2 separate regions of the Homo sapiens genome follow, and region 2 is linked to region 1. The links are chromatin loops, found by intact Hi-C in ENCODE. Cell type or tissue: GM12878. All regions are shown on one strand. Links, peaks and the distances in the headings refer to the core of each region. The heading gives the core; the rest is flanking DNA.

The links. Peaks named below come from ENCODE experiments on the same cell type or tissue, not always from the same donor. Only the 100,000 strongest peaks of a DNase experiment are listed, where the experiment ranks them.
Region 2: a loop joins it to region 1, with 2.4 times the contacts of the local background. A loop is called at or near these places in 2 of 110 quality-filtered maps.

The regions. Positions count from the first base shown.
Region 1 is chr7:91,028,286-91,038,755 of GRCh38, reverse strand. All of the region lies in intron 10 of CDK14 (cyclin dependent kinase 14), which reads right to left. Among named protein-coding and RNA genes, the nearest start is that of FZD1, 230 kb to the left of the region's middle. RefSeq lists an enhancer at 6,516-7,050. In GM12878, for the core only: a CTCF peak has its summit at 4,084 (motif pointing right); no DNase peak of the experiment used is centred there.
Region 2 is chr7:90,928,608-90,939,077 of GRCh38, reverse strand. All of the region lies in intron 8 of CDK14 (cyclin dependent kinase 14), which reads right to left. Among named protein-coding and RNA genes, the nearest start is that of FZD1, 330 kb to the left of the region's middle. In GM12878, for the core only: a CTCF peak has its summit at 6,330; DNase peaks (open chromatin) are centred at 6,357 and 6,867; H3K27ac peaks cover 1,535 bases.

The DNA.
Region 1 (10,470 bases), core at 857-8,856:
ACCCACCCCCATAATTCCATCACCTCCCACTGGGTTCCTCCCATGACACGTGGGAATTGTGGGAGTTACAATTCAAGATGAGATTTAGGTGTGGATACAAGGCCTTTACACGTGTATTTCCAAAGCCTGGACATCTGTGCCCATTCCACCTGATTAGTTCCTGATTCATTTTTCATCTCTGAGTTGAAACATCCTTTTCTCAGGACAAGCCCCTGCATATTGGGGCACAATCACCATAATATACCATTATAGCACTGTAGGCTTCTTAGTAAAAATTGTCACAGTTGAAACTTTACATTTATTTCTGTGAAAATTTGATAAACGTCTATTTCTTTCATTGGACTCTAAGTGTTAATAAGTAAAGAGGTCATGTCTTTTTTAAAATTTTTGTTTACTTTATATTCCTTTTATCAAAGTACATAAAGTAGGCACTCCTTACATATTTGTTTAATTAACTATATAGACCTGAAGGATCCTTGTAAATGACAAATTATCATGACTTCATTAAATAAAAAGTCATGTTAAACTAACCTTTTTAAAAAGTAGAAGAGAGTCGTCTTCAGTTTCAAGATTTCTGCTTTTCCTCCTACCTTACTCTACCTTCCTGGAGCAGAATGGTAATGCAAATTAAAATTCTTCTAGAAGCAGTCAGGCAGGTGACTGAGGGAGAGGGCTGGGGAGAAAGAAGGCAGGACTGAATGTGACAAGGCCCTGTCCACAGAGAGCAGCGACTGCTCAGCTTCTGCCAGAGGCTGCCATGCACAGTGCAGGACCCCAGTATTGCTGTAGCTTTCATTTCACTAAGGGAACTGGAGAATACCTGGATTTCCTGTGAAAGTACCTTAATCCTATGACCTAATTCAAATTTCTACAAAAAATTACTTAATTCAAATTTAAAACAAAAACTAAATAAGATGGGTCAAACAAAACTTGTCAACATCCTGAATTCAGAGAAGAGCGTCTGGGCAGTAACCTTTGCTCTTCCAGCATATGTCGATTTTAGCCAGGCATCAAGAAAATAAGCTATCCTTTATTGATATCATGTGTGCAATATCAGGTTTATAACCAGTTTACTGACAAACTGGTTGTTCAAGGTTGCACAGCTAGAAAGTGGGGCAGCTGGAATCCTGTATCAGGTTGGTGTGACTAGAGAGACCATGCTTTGAAGAGCTATACTATCTGCTTCTAGGAGAAGCTGGCTGAGAAATGTGGCTCAGATGTTGTTAAACAATTCATATCCACCTGACCACACCCTAGAAGGAGGTTTTGAGTATCAGAATGAGGTTTTTTTCATGCTCTCTCTCCCTCACATTCAACACACACATGCGCGCGCACACATACACATGCACATACATACGTGTATGTCTATAAGACATGTGATGCAGGTGTACATGTATATTCTGTATAATGTTAGGTATCATCCTCTTCAGGATTTTTATCAGTTACTTGAAGGAAGACAGAAGGGATGTCTTACATTTTTCAGATGACGTGAAATAGAAGGGATGTGTAGTATTCTGATGGCTGAACCAGGATTCAAAAATATTTAATAAGGCATGAACAACTGGCTGAACCTAACACCAGGAAAATGTGATAGCTATAAACATAAAGTCCAGTACTTAGATTCTATTAATTGATCGTTCAAGATGGGAACAGGTGGCATGCAGCAAGCTGCATAAAAAAAGACTTGTGGTTTTTAGCTGAATAAAAACTTCTATAAGATCACCTACTAGAAGTCAAAAGAGATTAGGAGGGTTGACTCTAAGCTCACCCCTGTGATTCCCACCTCCTGCTGTTCACAACCTTCGCCTTCAGTGTGGGTGGGAGCAGGAACTTCTAACCAACAGAATATGGCAAAAGTGATGAGATATCACTTCTGAGATTACAACTGGCCCTTGAACAATGCAGGGGTTGGGGCACCAACCCCATGCACAGTCAAAAATTCCCATAAAACTCTTGGCTCTCCCAAAACTTAACTACTAATAGCCTACTGTTGAACAGAAGTCTTACCAACTATATATATGTTATATTTATTATATACTATATCCTTACAATAAAGTAAGCTAGAAAAAAAGAATATTAGGAAAATCAAGAGGAAGAAAAATGTAGTTACTAATTATTAAGTGGAAGTGAAACATAAAGGTCTTCATCTTTATCTTCATGTTGAGTAGGCTGAGGAGGAGGAAGAGGGCTTGGTCCTGCTATCTCAAGGGGGGCAGATGTGGAAGACATGGAGGTGACAGAAGGGGAGGCAGGAGAGACAGGCACATTTGGTATAACTTTAATTGAAAAAAAATCCACATCTAAGTGGACTTGTGAATTCCAAAGTTGTGTTGTTCACAGGTCAACTGTATATTGTGTACAATGATAACAGCCATTGTGCTAGTGGACTTGCTCCCTTGCTGGCTTTGAGGAAGCAAGCAGCCACGTTGGGAAGGCCTGAAGGCAAGGAACTGGGGGTGGCTTCAGCCAACAGCCAGCAAGAACCTGAGTCCTTAGTTCCACAGCCTGCAAGAAACTGAGTGTTGCCAAGAACCACATGAGCTCCAGCCGACCCTCATGTCAGACTGCTGCCCCAGCTGATACCTTGATTACAGCCTTTTAAGACCATGAAGCAGCTGGGCGCAGTGGCTCACGCCTATAATCCCAGCACTTTGGGAGGCCGAGGCGGGTGGATCACGAGGTCAGGAGATCGAGACCATCCTGGCTAACAAGGTGAAACCCCGTCTCTACTAAAAATACAAAAAATTAGCCGGGTGCGGTGGCAGGCGCCTGTAGTCCCAGCTACTCGGGAGGCTGAGGCAGGAGAATGGCGTGAACCCGGGAAGCAGAGCTTGCAGTGAGCCGAGATTGCGCCACTGCAGTCCGCAGTCCGGCCTGGGCGACAGAGCGAGACTCCGTCTCAAAAAAAAAAAAAAAAAAAAAGACCATGAAGCAGAGGGCCTAGCTAAGTCATGCCAGGAATCCCAACCCACAGAAACTGAGAGATGATAAATGTGCCTTAGTCACTACATTTTTGTTAATGTTATGCAGCAATAAACAATTCATACAGATGTAATCATTTAATCATATGATATACTAGTCAGAACACATCTGGATTGCTGTGCCAGTACCAGATGCTACATGTGACAAGGGACAAAAATAAACGGTCCTCTGTGGAGTGTATTCAGAAAGGTTGGGGGTGGGGGGAGGGGTGTGCCCCATGTCCCATTGGGCTGACTGGAAATGCTGTTGAGAAAAAAATGTTTTGGGATATCGCTTTGAATAGATTAAGTGCTACATTGTGAATGGGAGACTGACTTATGCGGAGCCACATGACAACAAGGACCAATGGGGTAAAGATATTGATATACAGCAAAGAAGGGCATTCTAACGATAAAAGCTGTGTAAAATGGAATCAGCACCTTTATGAGGTTTAGGCAGAATTAAGGTTGCATTTTGCATTCAGACAAAATAAGGATCAAATTCTGCCTCCATAGACACAGTGCACTAGTTTAATCCTGAGGTAATATACAACAGAGTCTGGGTGACAAGATGAGGTCACACAGATGCCCATATATTTACTTTTGTTTTTATGTGGCTGCAATTACAGCTTAGAGGGTAGACAGGGAGAAGTGGGTTGATAAGGAAGGGTATAATTAGATGAAGGAGGGCAGAGAAGTTAGTCATGAAAGCTTTCCTTCCCCACTTTCTACAGTGTCAATGCTAATTATTTTGCAGGGAACCAGCACAATCACATGGCTAACAGAATATTTTTCTGGTAGCCAGATAAGCTATCAATGTGTGTGTGTGTGTGTGTGTGTGTGTGTGTGTATGTGTATGTGTGTGTGTGTGTACACAGGTGTGAGTTTATCTATTTACATATATATAGTTCCTTTCTTCCATCATTCCCTAGGCCTTACCTAAACTACCACTAGGTAAGAGATTAGAGTATTCTGAATGTTCATTTTTGGCAGTAACATACAGGCTTGATGTGGGATTAGAAAATCTTCCTTAAAATACTATGATTCTGGGTTGTGTTTTGCGGAGCAGCAGAATCTGTAGTGAGGTTCTGTAGAGAAGTGAACTCTACCTGGTAAAGACAGCAGGGGGAGCCACTGGACTGAGAAAATGAAAAGCTGCCAGGGCTTCAGAAAGCAGCTTCAATATTTAATCAGCTGCTTGGCTGCAGGTGATGGATTGAAGGAGAGGGTGTTTCCAAAATATTATGTAGAGTTTTCAACATTGCAAAGGTTTATATAGGAAGCAACACACACACAGAAAAACAGCTCTTAGGGGTTTTTAAAAAATGAGTTCAATTCACCTGCTAGAAGGTTACTGTCTCATTTAGTGGTGCTTGGCTGGACACAGGAATCATCTAAGGAATATTTTAAAATACTGATTAAAAAAAAAGAAAAAGAAAAAAGTGCGAATGACTGTGACCTATCCCCTAAATTCCTATTTAACTGGTCCAAGGTGCAGCAAGATATGCAGAATTTTCTAAACCTCCTCAGTGATTCTAACATCAGCCCGGTTGGGACCACTGTCTGGCCCAATTTAACTAGACAGTCTCTCAGAGGCTGCAGCACTTAGTTATACAGTTCAGAGATTTTTTTAAAAAAAGTTTTCAGCCTGTATACAGAAGGTCACAAAAGATTGGTGGATGAATGAACACAACAAGCAGGTGGCTGCTAAAGAAAGTCGAGGATAACAAATAAATAAATCTAAAATTACTCCAGAAAATGCTCTTAGTGCCTGGAAAATTCTGCAGTGAAAGTAGCACATTTCAAATGTTTTTCCCCAACTAAATTTTCATGCTTTTCCCTCTCCCTGTTCTCCTACTGTTTTTATATTCCCTGTCTCTCTAAACCCTGATTCCCTTATGGATTTCACTCTCATCTCAACAACTTTTCTCTCTTTTCAGACTGAGTGATGTTATTGTGACACAGCTTCAGACTCAGTCCCCAACTGTGCACTGTGGGAGCCACAGCAGTGGAAATGTACGTGCACGTGCAGCAGCCCAAGGGTGGAAGCTGCAGAGGCTGGAGGGAGGTGATGTTGCCAAGCAAATGCAGCAGAACCAGCCTGACTGCCTGAAACTGTGCCTCAAAATAGGGAAAAACAGGGAGAAACCTGTAAGCAGGAGCACTAGATGCTACAGCCCTGCTGCTCAAAGTGTGGTCCATGAACTAGCAGCATCACCACCACCTGCAGAAGCTCAGGTCCCACTCCCTGCTGAATCAGAATCTACAGCTCATGAAGAACCCCAGGTGGTTTACAAGCATACTGAAGTTTGAGAAGTACTGCTTTAAAAGATGCATTCTAATTGGACTTTTCGACCTAAAAAGCACGAATAGAGGAGAGGAAGTTATGGTCACAGGTCCACCTTCATCTGGAGTGCCTATGTAAGATTATTCTTTAAAATAGCATTTGTAAAGGAAGGGTTGAGGGCAATTTCAAGTTCTGTGGTGTCAGGAGCTACCACTGATGATAAAGACTGCATGGAAAACTGGCTTGGCACTCTGCAAGTCACAGCTCACCTCTAGGCACCTGCTCTTCTACCTTTAACAGCCTTATAGATTAGGTAGCTCCAAGAGGTTTTGAATCATTTCTGGAAGCTGGCAGGACATAATAATAAAAATGCTCAATTCATCCACGATGCTTTTACTTCAGCTGCAAACTTGAGGCCAATGAAAATCCTCACGCGTATGTCAAAATGATACATAGGCATGCCCAAATTGCTCACCATCTTGTTGTTCTGTAATGTGTGCTGATTGTCAACCTTTACCCTGAAAAATGTAGTGCTTTAAAATTTTAATTTAAATATTCATTTCAGTTACATCAAAATTAAATACGACAAAGTTATTGAATTGATTCAGAACACTTCAAAAGCTTGACATCCTCAATTGTGTTTTAGAAAATTATATTATCTTCAAAAATATGTTAATATGAATGTATTGATTTCCCGTGACTGCTGTAACAACACAAACTTGGTGGCTTAAAACGAGAAATGTGCTCTCTCACAGTTCTGGAGCCTGAAGCCAAACTTGTTTTCAATGGGCTGAAACTAAGATGTTAGTAGGGCCTTGTCCCCTCTGGGGGGTTTAGGGGAGAAGCAGTTTCTTGCCTCCTCCAGCTTCTGGTGGGTGCTGGCATTACTTGGCTTGTGGATGCATCACTCCAATTTCTGCCTCCCTCTTCACACTGCTTTCTCTTCTGTGTCAAATCTCCTTCTGCCTCTCTTTTATAAGAACATCAATGACTGAACTTATGGCTTACCTGGATACTCAACGATAATTACCCCATTTCACGACCCTCAACTTAATCCCACCTGCAAAGACCCATTTTTCCAAATAAGGTTGGATTATAGGTTCCAGGTGTAAGGACTTACTATCTTTGGGTATCCATTATTTAACCTACTACAGAGTAAAATTACCATTTACAAGATATTATTTGTAAATGATACTCAACAAGGATAGTTTATACATATAAGGTATATGAAGTAAACAGAAAAATCTGGGGAAATATGTCTAGTTACAGGAATAACAACTTCTCATAAGCTGGTTTACTATTTGCAATTTTACACCTATTATTTTATGAGTGTGCATCAACCCAACGAAATAGGACATAATAATGAAAGCTAAGAGGGGACCCTGCCTAGGTGCCCTGGAAGAGAAGAACAGAACCAGGATGCAACCTGGATGTATGACCCTTTATGAGGTGCCCTTCCCCCTGCTGTCTGGTAAAAGACTACTAATAGGACTGTTAATTCATCTCGATTGACTCACAAAGAGAGGCTTATGTATGCAAGGCCGGCAAAGACTGACAGACGGAAGGTGAGTGCTCAACTGGGTGACCTCACTAGCTAAATGACTCCTTTTCTCCCAGCAGGTGCTGCTGTGCTTCTGCTGACCTACTGGACATACTTTGTTTGGTTTCAAAGTCAAGGAGCGACATTCCCATATGGATATTTCCTATGAAAACCAAGTTTGTGATTTATTCTTATTTCATCCTGGAAAATGTAACAGTGTTTATCCTTAACTAAGGAGAAAAGAACATGTTTGTTATTTTTTTCTTGCTTTGAACCTGATGCAGGGAATTTTATTTTAATTAACTTAATAAGGACCCATGAACTCACTACGTCATTTAACAACAATCCACATCTAATCGTTTGGCTAAGGCCCCATGCAATCTCCTGACCTCCCCCAAGTGAAGTAAGCTCCATCCTGAATCATGTTCATTATTCTCTACATTTCTTTTTTAGGTAACTTTGTTGTCCTTATAACAATTATAAAATAATATTAATTATTTTAAATTTTACATACAAGATATAATGCTGTATCTAATATTTTGGGATTTTTTTTTCACTTAACATTACATTGCTAAGATTCGTCCAAACTCCTGTATGACGATTATCGAAAGGGAATATTATTCATCTGCTTGCCTACTGATGAGCATTTGCATTGTTTATGGGTTTCTGCTCATGATACAGAAAGGAAAATCACATCATGCAAAAATAGCAAGTAAAGCCTAGCAGCAATCATCTTATTGTCCCTTTACCACTATAAAATTCCACAGTGCAAAAACAAAATATTGGCACCTAAAATGGAGTTGTGTTCCAACAGATTCAGAGCTGTTTGAGACTCACAATATATTTCCCCGAAGAAACAATTCTCTACATGGTGGTTAGTCCACTGGCTGATGCACAGAAGGCTGCTTAATTCATAATAAACCAAAAAGGACGACAGAGCCAAACCATTCTGGTACAACAGCCTTCCTGATGAAAATGCACCCACCAGGGAAATCACAGCACTCCTATAGAAGCAGACCAGGCAGCAGGACAAGGCTCCTGTTTTCTTTTCCTGAAGTCTCACCTAGCCTTAGCCAGAGGCAGCAACTCCAGCCAAGGGAGGGAACAGGCTGGCCTGAGGCTTCTAGGCCCAGGGAGATACTGGGAGGGAGACTCTGAGGCCAAGAACTGAAAGGGAACGGTGACTTAGAAGAAGTGACAAGAACTCTAGTGGAAGGAGTGAGGGATGGTCAAAAAGTGAATAGTTTCCTCTGCATTTTTAGCACTGGTCAGTGGGGATCAACAGCAAGGTGGGGTCAGGAGGCAGCCGCAGGGTGCCTCTACCAGGTGACAGGCTTGCATTTTCTTTCTCTTCTTCACAGTCTTACCTCCTCTTTCACAGGGGCACCTACTTGCACTTAGGATGGGGCATTTGAGAGGCAGAATATGGGGCTCTTGGAAGAGGTGGAGAATACTGAAAGGAGGTGCCACCTCCTCTGTGTTTTTGTGTCTGCAGTGGTTGGGAGGGAGAGCAGGATGGAGCCTCTGGGTGCTATGCCCACAGTAACTATTGCTCTCTAAGGACTGGTCCTATATTGGGAATATGTAGGTCAGAGCCTGTATACTGAAAGAAAATGCATACATTTACCTGTTCTAAAAAAAGACGCTGCTATTTTTAGGGCTTTGAATGAGGTATGCAGGAATGTGTGAGTTACAACTAAACCTCTGGTAAGTTTAACGTTAGGAAATCTATTTAAAAATTTGGGTCAAAATAGTTCTATAAAAATGTACTACATTTGCAATATTTTGTTATAGTTTTTGCAACTGTATATATAGCATTTAGATATATACAATTAAAATTTTAATATGTGTATACTATTACATATGTATCCATTTATTTTCAAAAGTTATTGAGAGCTTATTTTTGCCTAGGAAAAGCTAGGATACAAGTATGGAAAAATATAGGTCCTGATAAAGGGTGATCCTCATCATACTCTCTGGGGCCACAAGGCCCTACAAGCCTACTTCTGGTTAAGAACAGACTGCCCTGGAAATCCTAGCCAGAGCAATCAGGCAAGAGAAAGAAATAAAGGGCATTCAAATTAGAAAAGAGGAAGTCAAACTATGTTTTTTTGTCAATGATATGGTCTTGTACCTTGAAAACTCTAAAGACTTTTTGAAAAGATTCCTAGATTTGATAAATGAATTCAGTTACAAAATCAAAGTCTCAGGTTACAAAAATCAATGTACACAAATCAGTAGCACTGCTACACACCAATAATGACCAAGCTGAAAATCAAATCAAGAACTCACTCCCATTTATAATAGCTGCAGGAAACAGAAGGGGAAGGGGAGAGGGGAGAGGAGAGTGGGGAGCGGAGGAGAGGAGAGGAGAGGAGAGGAGAGGAGAGGAGAGAGAAGGAAGCCCATTCAGGAACACACTTAACCAAGGAGATGAAAATTTTCTACAGGGAGAACTATAAAACACCGATTAAAAAAAAAAACAGAAATGATACAAACAAATGAAAACCATTCCATGCTCATGGACTGAAAGCATCAATATTGTGAAAATGACCACACTGCCCAAAGCAATCCATAGAGTCAATGCAATTCCTATCAAATGATCAATATCATTTTTCATAGAATTAGAAAAAATAATCCTACAATTCATATGAAACCAAAAAAGACGGAAATAGTCAAACCAATCCTAAGAGAAAAAGGACCAAAGCTGGAGGCACCACATTATCTGACTTCAAATTATACAACAAGGTCATAGTAACCAAAAGTATAAAAGTGGAAAATTTAGAGCCATATTCAGAGGAACAAAACTGGACCCCTATCTATCACCATATACAAAAGTCAATTCAAGATGAATTAAAGACTTGAATGTAAATGTAAGACCAGAAACCATAAAAATTCTCTAAGAAAGCTTAGGAAAAACTCTTCTGGACATTGGCCTAGGCAAAGAATTTATGACTAAGACCCTAAAAGCAAATGTGACAAAAATAAAAATAAATAAATGAGACTTAATTAAACTAAAAATCTTCTGCATAGCAACAATAATAATATTAATAATCAATAGAATTAAAGAGACAACCTACGGAATGGGAGAAAATAGTCATAAACTATACATCCAACAAAGGACTAATATCCAGAATCTGTAAGAAACTCCAACAAGACAGCCAGCAAAAAACAAAAACAAAAACAAAAACAAATAATCCCATTAAAAGTGGACAAACAACATGAATAGACATTTCTCAAAAGAAGATATGCAAATGACCAACAAACATATGAAAAAATGCTCAACATAAGTAATCATCAGGGAAATGCAAATTAAAACCCAATGATATATACTACTTTATCCCAGTGAAAATGGCCATTTTAAAAAAGTCAAAAAATAGGTGTTGGCGTGAATGGGGTGAAAAGGGAACACTTATACACTGTTAGTGGGAATGCAAATTTGTAAAATCTCTATGGAATACAGTATAGAGATTTCTTAAGGAACTAAAAGTACATCTACCATTCGATCCAGTAATTCTACTAGTAGGTAGCTACCCAAAGGAAAATAAATCATATAAAAAAGATACCTGCACTCCCACATTAATTGTAGGACTATGCAATATGCAATATATGGAAAAATACAGAATCAACCTAAGTGCTCAACAGATGAGCAGAAAAAGAAAATGTGGGGGGTGTGTGTGTGT
Region 2 (10,470 bases), core at 1,562-9,561, 100 kb after region 1:
CCTGTTTCCCTCATTAAATATTTTGTTAAAGGAGCAAAAAGGGGAAACCATATTTGAAATATAAGTATAGAAGTAAAATTTAGTACATGTGGACTGATTAATCTTGGAAATTATGACTATATGTTAAAATGCCAAAGTACGAAACAATAAATCATGGACACAAAATTACTCCCAATCTATTATATAACTTTAAAGATGACAATGCATCAAATGTTGTAAACAAATACAGTATATATGTCTCAAAACAAATTTCAAGGGAATTAGTGTTCAAAATCAAAGCAAACACACATGGAATTTTTAAAAGATATCCTTTATAATATCAATTATTTTCTGTAAACCTTGTTTTGTTTCAACTACTGGCAACTTCACACATTACTAACTTTTAAGTCAAAAGGTAAGCCATTTAACAGAACACTTTTTCTAAAAATAGTTTTCTTACATTAGCATTCATTGTTGCACTATTATTATCATAAAGTCACAAATGACTCATTTTTTAAAAAAAATTATTGACTTCATGTAGCTCCTATGATGAGGTCATTTGTTGGCAATATGTGAAGTAATAAATTTGGGTTGAGTTTTTAACTAGATTACTAAGTTTTAACCCCCCAAAAGTTTAATAAAAACAATATAACATTAGCAAGTTGGACTTTTAAGGAGGGAAGAGATGCCTGTGAGAAAGGCCACATGTTCAGAAGGTAGCATTCCACCATGTAAAAGCCTAGTCTGTCCATGTGCTAAATTAGCCCAAGGGCTGGCATTCTTATTCCACAAGCTCTCAAACCTACAGGATTTAGTGGAGTTGTTCAGATGGTTTTGAAAGACTCACAAAACAAAGATGGATTATTCATTTAAGAAAGGATTGCCATTTAGTACAGGAAAAAGAAATCTGTATTTAGCAATATTACATGAAAAGAAAATACAGGGTGACAGAAGTCAACAATTTGTAAACATTTTATCAGTTAGTGGTATGATTTAGGATCTACAATTTGAGCTTTAATACAAATTGCAATACACATAAAGATTCCAAACTATTCTTTCATGATCTCTTTGCAACTACTATAAAAATTGTGTAACATGAACTTACTCTAGCTACGCTTTGTAGGTTTTTAGAGTATCATATATTGGATACTTTCAGAAATAATAACTTTAAAGATGAGTATATACCAAATTATAATATTACAAATTATTTCATTATCTATTTTTCCTTTGAAAATCTCACTGAACCAAATGCTTTATTACCAGCTCATTGGTTATTAGTAAGAACAACTGAACTGCAAAGGTCTAGAACAGGGGTTGGCAAATTATGCTCCATGAACCAAATCCAGCCACATCCATTTGTTGAGATGGTGTCTGTGGCTGATTTTTCATTGAAACAACAGATTTTGTGTAGTTGCAACAGAGACTTCATGGGCAAAAATATTTATTATCTAGCTCTTTACAGAAAAAGTTTACCAACCTCTGGTCTAGAATATCTCCTAAGATAGAAATTTTGTTTTCTATGCAGCATTTTATTATCTGAAATCCTACTATTCCAGATTGACTAAGGTGTGAAAAAACAACAATTAATAGCAAGAAATACAATGTTTACTTGACTGCTATAGGAAACCAGGATACTTTCTGAGATGATGAAAGTGTTCTACAAAACTTGATTGTGGAGGTGGTTTTCACACTACATTTACCAAATTCATCAAATTGTAATTGGCAATTTGATTTTATGTAAAATATAATGCAATAAAAAGAAAACATCTGAAAATAAGTTCACCTCATTTTTATAGTTGGATAATAAAAATATCAAAAGAAAAGAAGAAAACGAAAATCAGCTAATGATTTGAGCTATGTGATTCCTGACAGGAATGTTTCTACAGTTTACCATATATATCATACAATACACAACAATGTAGAATTTGAGAACTTATTCTTAAATATTACTCACAGTGTCCTATACTTTGAATTATTTATTTATGTGTTTGCTTATTTATTTATTTGATTTATTTTTTAAGAGGCAAGGTCTTACTCTGTCATCCAGGCTAGAGTGCTGTGGTATGATCATACCTCACTGAAGCCTTGAAATCCTGGGCTTAAGTGATCCTCCTGCCTCAGCCTCCCAAATAGCTAGGACTACAGGTGTGCACCACCACGCCCATCTAATTAAAAAAAAAATTGTAGAGATAGAGTATCACTACATTACCCAGGTTAGTCTCAAACTCTTGGCCTCAAGTTATCCTCCCTTGTCAGCTTCCCAAAGTTTTAGGAACACAGGTGTGAGCCACCATTCCTGGCCTAAAATATTTTAATTTAGATGCCAGACACAGCGTGCATATGCATTCGTGTACCAGGAAGTAAGTGGTAAATCAGGGAGCAGTTAATTATTTTGTGATGGAGAGTATTCTCTTCCTGAGGGCACCCAAGCTGAGGTTTCAGAATCAAAAGGTTTAAGGAATTATTCAGCTTTAGATACATATCAAAAATTAAAATAATGATATTTAACAAGGCTGAACAAACCCATTATCTACTAACAGAATCTCATAACCACAGTGAGTTCAAAGGAAAAAAGAGATAAAAAGCTATAGGAGACCACTTAGCTTTCTAGACAAAAGTTTTCTCTTCATTAAAAATCTTAGTAGTACATTTTATGAATATTTTGAGGTAAAAGGAAGCAAAGGACTGATTCATGTTAGAATATGATGTTACTAGATTTCGATATAAAATTTGTGACCATTTCATGGAAAAACATTTGTCTGTTTTCTACTGCATTTCTGGTATCTCACATAAATCTCCACTTTTCTATGAACTTCATTTGGGACAACAAATAAACTGGTAACTGCCTGTTGAAAAATTCAACAAATAAAATCACATGGCCTTAAAATGCAATTTATATATTGTTAAAAAAATAAAGCAACTTTTTTTTAAAACAGAAAAATATATTGTTACGTAAGTACATAGGAAAGGGTGAAAAATATGTTAACATGGCCAAATTAGAGAAAGAAGATAGCAATGTCTATTTTCTTCTTCTTCTTCTTTTTTCTTTTTTTTTTTAAGACAGGGTCTCGCTCTGTTGCCCATGCTAGAGTGCAGTGGCAAAATCATGACTCACTGCAGCCTCAACCTCCCTCTATTGATCCTCCTGCTTCAGCCTGCTGAGTAGCTGGGACTCAGCTGCACGTCACCACATGTGGCTAATTTTTAATTTTTGTAGAAACAGGGTCTCACTATGTTGTCCAGGCTGATCCTAAACTCCTGAAGTCAAGCCATCTTCCCACCTCAGCCTCCCAAAGCACTGGGATTACAGGTGAGAGGCACCACGGCCAGCCTATGTTCTTCTTTATGACTATCTGTGACGTCTATTTTAAAACAAGGCACATATATTACTTATAATTGTAAAAGCAAATACATGGAAAATCTTACTAATAGATATATTAGTGAAAAAAAACAGAATGCATGTTATCATTGGTATAATTGCCCATTATGTAAAGATAGGTATACATGCAATTAAGGAATTTATAGCTACTGTAATCATAAGATAATAAGCAAATGTTTCAAGAGTTCTCTTTGTTAATATCTTATTCCCAATGTCTTAACAATGAATACATCTTGAAAATAACTGTGCATTCCCCTTTTGTATAATGTAAAGATATATTTAAAAATTTGCCTTGAATTTACTTTTAAAAATAACCCTTTCTGATAGCATTAAAATTTGCCATTCCTTTCCCTAATTACCTAGTTTCAGTCACTGGAATGATGACTGCTATGGTCTGAATGTTTATCAATTCTCAAATTCATGTTGAAATTTACTTGCCATTTTAGTAGTATTAAGAAGAGAGACATTTAAAATCTGATCAGGTTATGAGAGCTCTGCCCTCATGAATGGATTAATGGCATTATGGCAGGAGTTGGTTCATTATCTTGGGAGTGGGTTCCATATAAAAAAGTGAGTTTGGGCCTCTTTTGTCTCTCTTTCTTGCCCACTCTTGTCCTTCTACCTGCTGCCCTTGGATGACACAGCAAGAAGGCCTTCACCAGAGGCTGGCCTCTTGCTCTTGGACATGTCAGCTTCCAGGGGATTGAGGAAATAAATTTCTATTCCTTATAAATTACCTAGTCTGTACTATCCTGTGATAGCATTACAAAATAAACAAGACAATACATGAAGACAATAAAATCTCCATTCCATATAAGGCTGGCAGTCCGAATAATTCTATATTTGTTGAATTTCTTCAATTTTTCATGAGCCAAGCAGTTTAGTTTGAAGTTAGCAAAAGTATTTTTAAAGAAACAACCACAAATTTGGTGTATGTATCTATACATCTACATCTGTATCTGGTAGGGAATGGAATAACTTACCTAAAATAATAGTTTTTAAGGAACATTTAAAAACATTAAAACCATAACTTAAAGCTAAAATAGATCACTGAATTCATTCTTAGTTTTTTAATTTACAGAAAACACAACTGTCCATTTAAGTGACTTGTCCAAAATAAAAAAACTAACTGGTGACAAAGTTAGAAGAAATACTGGACTTCCAATTCCTTGATACCATGCTTTTAAAACTAAAGTTCACTGCAAAAGGAGCCTGCCTTTTTGCTGCCATCTCTGCTCAAGGGAAGGACTTCCAGAAAAGACACAGGTTCCTAGATTTTCATCCCCAGTTGTTGCTGTGAGCCTTGGCTATCACTCTCCTTCTATCCCAGAGGACTGGTAAATGGGACCAGGACTTATTCACTCAGGCTGGCCTCCTTTGATCTGCCAACTGGCCCTGTACATGGCAAACTGTACATTGCTGGCACCTGGCTCAGGGCTCTGCCATAGTCCCAGGGGCATATCTGGGCAGGGACTGGTCCTGGCCTAAGTCCCGCCTGACTGGCAGCAGGTTCCAGCTGATAGGAGGCCAGAGAAACACATGCTGAAACCCTCTTGTGCCACTGCTCTCACGCCCCAAGGCCTCCTGGGCACTGACCGCCTTTCCAGGGGCACATGATGAAGGTTGGAGCTTGGAGACTGCAACTGGAGTGAGAGCATGTGCTGGATGGAAACAAGTCTGCCTAGCACAGCCTGCAGGCTAAATAAGAATAAAGCGAGTGGAGCGTCAGATCAGCAGCTGCTTCAGAGCCATTTTGGAAAGAGGCTGGGAATAAATAAATAATAAAAAATATAATCAAATAATTGCCATCTGTTACTGTTGCTACCACCTTGTTGACAATCTACTCTCCAGCTTTGCTGTCCACATGAACATCAACATTTCTGCTCATGGCTACACAGCAAAAGCTCTGTCTTCTGGAATGTTACTAGTGGAGGATTATGAAATATTACCATAACATAAACCTTACCTACCTTTACTTATACTGAGCCCTGTCTCTGTCCTTGTCTTAAAACTTCATGAAATCCTATTTGGACCTTGAAAATAATTCTTTAGGTCTTTCTCTCTAAATCTCCCAAGCAAAAAGTGCAGTGTCCTTTTCTGGTCTGCCATTCTATATAAAGAAGTTACTTGTCATACAATATAGTTAGTGATATAAATTGTCTATTTTCTCAGTGAGCTGTTTGAAAACAATCTACAGCCCTCTGTTTACATAACTTCTCGAACTGTTATATAGAAAAGGAGACTATGTGAAGATTTGAAAAGATACTACAGGCAAAGTGCTTACCCTAGTGTTTCACATGAGCAACAACCAATAAGGCTTCCTTATCATCACCTGTACTATCATTAATCATCATCATTATCAATACCGTTTATAAATCTTTACACCCTAAGGTAGCTGCTGACATGCACTACATGCTAACAATTTTTTTTTTTTTTTTTTGAGACAGGGTTTCACTCTGTCACCTGGGCTGGCATGCAGTGGCAAGATCATGGCTCACTGCAGTCTCGACCTCCTGGGCTCAGGCAATCCTGGCTAATTTTTTGTAGAGTTGGGGTTTCACCATGTTTCCCAGGCTGGTCTTGAACTCTTGAGCTCAAGGGATCTGCCTGCCTTAGTCGCCCAAAGTGCTGGGATTACAGACATGAGCCATCATGCCCAGCCAACTGTTATTCCTTATGGAAAACCATATCACATAGTTTAATCACCACGACATAATTGGACAGTACTTTTGATACCAACAATGGTTGGCAAACGCTAAGGTGGTTCCCATGACTCCCTTGCCTATTCATATTCACTTTGTTGTGGAATATTCTTCCTTTGAGTGTCTGTGAGAGGCTCGCAGTCCAAGAGACTCAAAAAACAGAATGTTGCCAACAGCCATGTGAGCTCAGAAGTAGATCCTTTCCCAGTGGAGCATTCAGATGAAACAAGAGAAGGCCTAGCTGACTGTGCAGACTGAAGGGACACCTGGAGGCAGAGGCACCCAGCTAGGCCATACTCAGACTCTTACCACACAGAAACTGAGACAATAAACCAGTGCTATTTTAAGCAGCTTATTTTGCGGTAATTTTTTACACAGCAACAGACAGCTAATATACCAACATTTCCCCAACTTATGTTCCACAGAGTCCAAAATTTGTTCTTAATCTAGTAAATCTGGGAGATGTAATGGCAGATTTAATTTTAACAGCAGAAGACCAAGAGCTTTTAATCATTAGCTAATGAACATTGAGATTCTACTGGCTGGGGGGAGATGGGAGAGATGCACATATGCAGCTCACCCCAAACAGATTTGATCAAGGACATTTTTCCTAATTTTAACAATTATTTTGTTAATTGGACCATAATTTTATTTTTCTTTTCTTTGTTTTTATGAAATAGGGACATAGTCTCACTATGCTGGCCAGGCTGGTCTCCAACTTCTGGGCTCAAGCAATCTGCCCGTGTCAGCCTCCCAAAGTGCTAGGATTACAGGCATGAGCCACTGCTCCCAGCCGCAGACCACAGTTTCAGAAATGACTTTTCAGATTCACAGAAGCTTTAGGAGACACAGAAATCCAAAGCCAGCTGTGAATGCCTCAGACAGGAGGCAGAACATGTGCAAAAGTGGACAACAGCCATCCCACGAATTGAGGGAAATTATCCAACTCTTCCTAAAAATATCCAAATTTGCTGTTATCCAACAAACTATATTTTGTGAAAAGTTTTGTTGCTTCCCTAATTTTTCCGTCTTGTAAATTGTCAACAAAAATATATAATGCTCAACATATTTTGTAAGAAAAAAAAACGTATTCATGTGTTTGAATCAACAGACTAGCTTCAATCTAAGATAAGTCAAAGCAGTAAAAACTTGTTTTAGAATAAACTTTGTTGTGGGGGGACCTCTAAGACCCAAAACAATAAAACTTCTCACCAAAACACACACACACACACACACAAAATCCAAAGATGAAAGTTTCATTTGAAATATTTCTCTAGTCCCTCCTGATCTTTTATTTCTCTAAACCAACCAAGCATGGTATTTTTATGAACAAATTCTGCAATTGCGTTTCTCAAGAAAATAATTTACAGCTATGAAGAAGACAAAACAGTAGTTTTCCTCTCTTATCCCTTCCTTCCCCCATCACATCAGCCATACACATCACCTCTCACCAGCAATGACAGGGACTGTCAGGAGGCTGGAGGCAGAAGGACAGAGCAGCTTGCAGAGGAAAGGAAATGGAGTAGAGTCCAATGAGCACCTTGTTTGACATCACATCCATCACTTTAAAAGGTGTTGAGTTCTGTTTTTGTTTTTTAATGTCTTCCTGCTTTCCAGAAACTTTACTTCTTTGGCAATGAAAGGGCCAACTTGCACATTCTAGAATGTTTTACTGCCTTCAACATTTGTGCTTTCAATTTACAGATAGCCCTTTAGAACTGGTGGGTAAAAGTGCTATGTTTAATCTGGCACTCAGTGATTCAAAGGCAATTTCAAATTTGCATCAAAATTTCTCAACTTAGGTGCATTTCAAAGTAAAGTGATACTATGTCTGAATTTTAATAGCACTAATTCCAGTTACTAGTCTAAATTTTATTATTGAGGGAGATCAAGGAGCTCATTTATAGCTATTCTTTGATACAGTGCTAGATAGCAAAACTTACTTATCTGTAATATACCTATTTAAAAAATCACTGATCATAATAAAAATCAGAACTACTTGAAAGCTCTTCATGTTGTTATTTAAAAGATGTACAAGAAGTCATATGATATGATCTTATAAGATTATTTCAAATGAATTACCTTCAAGTCTGAAGACTCAACAGAAATGCCCATGTTAAAATATTGGTCATTCTAATGCCTAAATAAAGCTAATATTACAAGCACAAATCAATGCTCTCACATTAAAGAGGGGGTAATGAGACCTGCACTCTCTACTCCACAGGATTATAAGGATAAAACAAAGTAAGAGCTATGAAGCACTTCATAAACTGTAATAGGCTCTTACTATTATTAGAAATGACTGAAGTTTGAGTCCATTTTGCTTCCTAAAAGCAATCTAATGTCAAGTGCTGCAGATCAAACATTTCTATGATTCAAAAACCAGAATGCTTACAAATGTTGAATTCAGTGTTCAAAAATAAGAATGCCCTCAGACACTGAAGTCTACACCTTGAGCTTGACCAAAAAAAAAAAAAAAAAAAAAAAAGCTTAGCCTGTGCTATAACACTGCACAGTACAGATGCCCATATCACCCATATCCAAGGCAGACCACAGACATGTCATTCACATAGAAGGTCAAATACACAGGCATCTTTCAAAATTTAAGAAGTGACTCCCTTTGCTATCTATAGCCAAGGCTGACAAAATGTAGGGAACTGATATTTTTACTGTAATGAAGGATACATGTGACAAAGCACTTGATTTATCAATCTGCTAAGGAATCCACAATCTACCATTATTTCAAATCATACATTTTGGCAATCTATGCATTTTTTTTTACTGACAATTACAAGAATACTCCTTCATTTATGCATATTTCCACTTATATATGTTTACTCTTGAGATTTAAAGACTGGTCAAATGAACTTTGGTAACAATCTAATTAAGAAAAAAAAAACACTACCAAAATGTCCTAAAAAACAAGCTATTAATATAATGGTCTGTACACTGTTTTCTTATAAACTAATTTTACTGTTGAACAGAGCATCAAATCTCTAAAGACTTCAAGAAATCAATATGCCATTTTACATGTAGATTTCTGTGTTTCATGCTAATATAAAAAGTAATATTTGCAGCAAGAACTACCCTTAAGAGACAACAAACATTGAAATTGGACAGCAGTAGTAGTGTTCACTCTAGATGATAGCTTACTCTTCTTTAAAGTATACACTAAGGTGTAATTATGCATTTCTTCAGGACTAAATTTTCTTGTGATCCACAAAATTTCTTATCTCACAGGTCTCTGTGAATGAAAACATTTGGCAGAAACACTAAGCTGTTTATGAGGAATAAAAGTACACCAATGGATTCCTGCTTAGCAAACAAAATGTTCTGTCTCTTAAAGGAATTAACATGAAGTATAATTTTATTCTCAAAGCATGGCATGAATAATATAAATCTATCATAAAAACTGTTTACTACAAGAATGATTCCCTTTTATTAAATTATTCTCACTTCTTTTGCCAGGAAAGCTAAACTGAATAGCACTGTGATAGAGATACTTTAAAATCTGAGCTACAAACAACAAAAAGTTGTTAACATTGATATGTAAAGAACTATTTTTAAAATCGTCCCTTGCCCAGTAATTATACTTTAAAATAGTCAAATAACCATCACCATGAAATATGCAAGACAATGATTTAAAAATCAGTCCATTTAAAACAGGTTCCAGAGGTTCCAAGATGGCCGAATAGGAACAGCTCCAGTCTGCAGCTCCCAGCATGAGCAATGCAGAAGATGGGTGATTTCTGCATTTCCAACTGAGGTACCACGTTCATCTCATTGGGGCTTGTCAGACACTGGGTGCAGCCCACGGAGCAGGGTGGGGCATCGCCTCACCCAGGAAGTGCAAGGGGTCGGGGAATTCCCTTTCCTAGCAAAGAGAAGCCGTGACAGAAAATCGAGAAAATGGAAAATCGAGACACTCCCACCCTAATACAGTGCTGTTCCAATGGAATTAGCAAACGGCACACCAGGAGATTACATCCTGCGCCTGGCTCAGAGGGTCCCATGCCCACAGAGCCTTGCTCACTGCTGGCACAGCAGTCTGAGATCTAACTGCAAGACAGCAGCCAGGCTGAGGGAGGGGCGTCGCCATTGCTGAGGCTTGAGTAGGTAAACAAAGCAGCCAGGAAGCTCAAACTGGGTGGAACTCACTGCAGCTCAAGGAAGCCTGCCTGCCTCTGTACACTCCACCTCTGGGGGCAGCACATAGGTGAACAAAAGCCAGCAGAAACTTCTGCAGACTTAAACGTCCCTGTCTGACAGCTTTGAAGAGAGTAGTGGTTCTCCCAGCATGCAGCTGGAGATCTGAGAACGGACAGACTGCCTCCTCAAGTGGGTCCCTGACCCCCGAGTAGCCTAACTGGGAGACACCTCCCAGTAGGGTCCAACTGACACCTCATACAG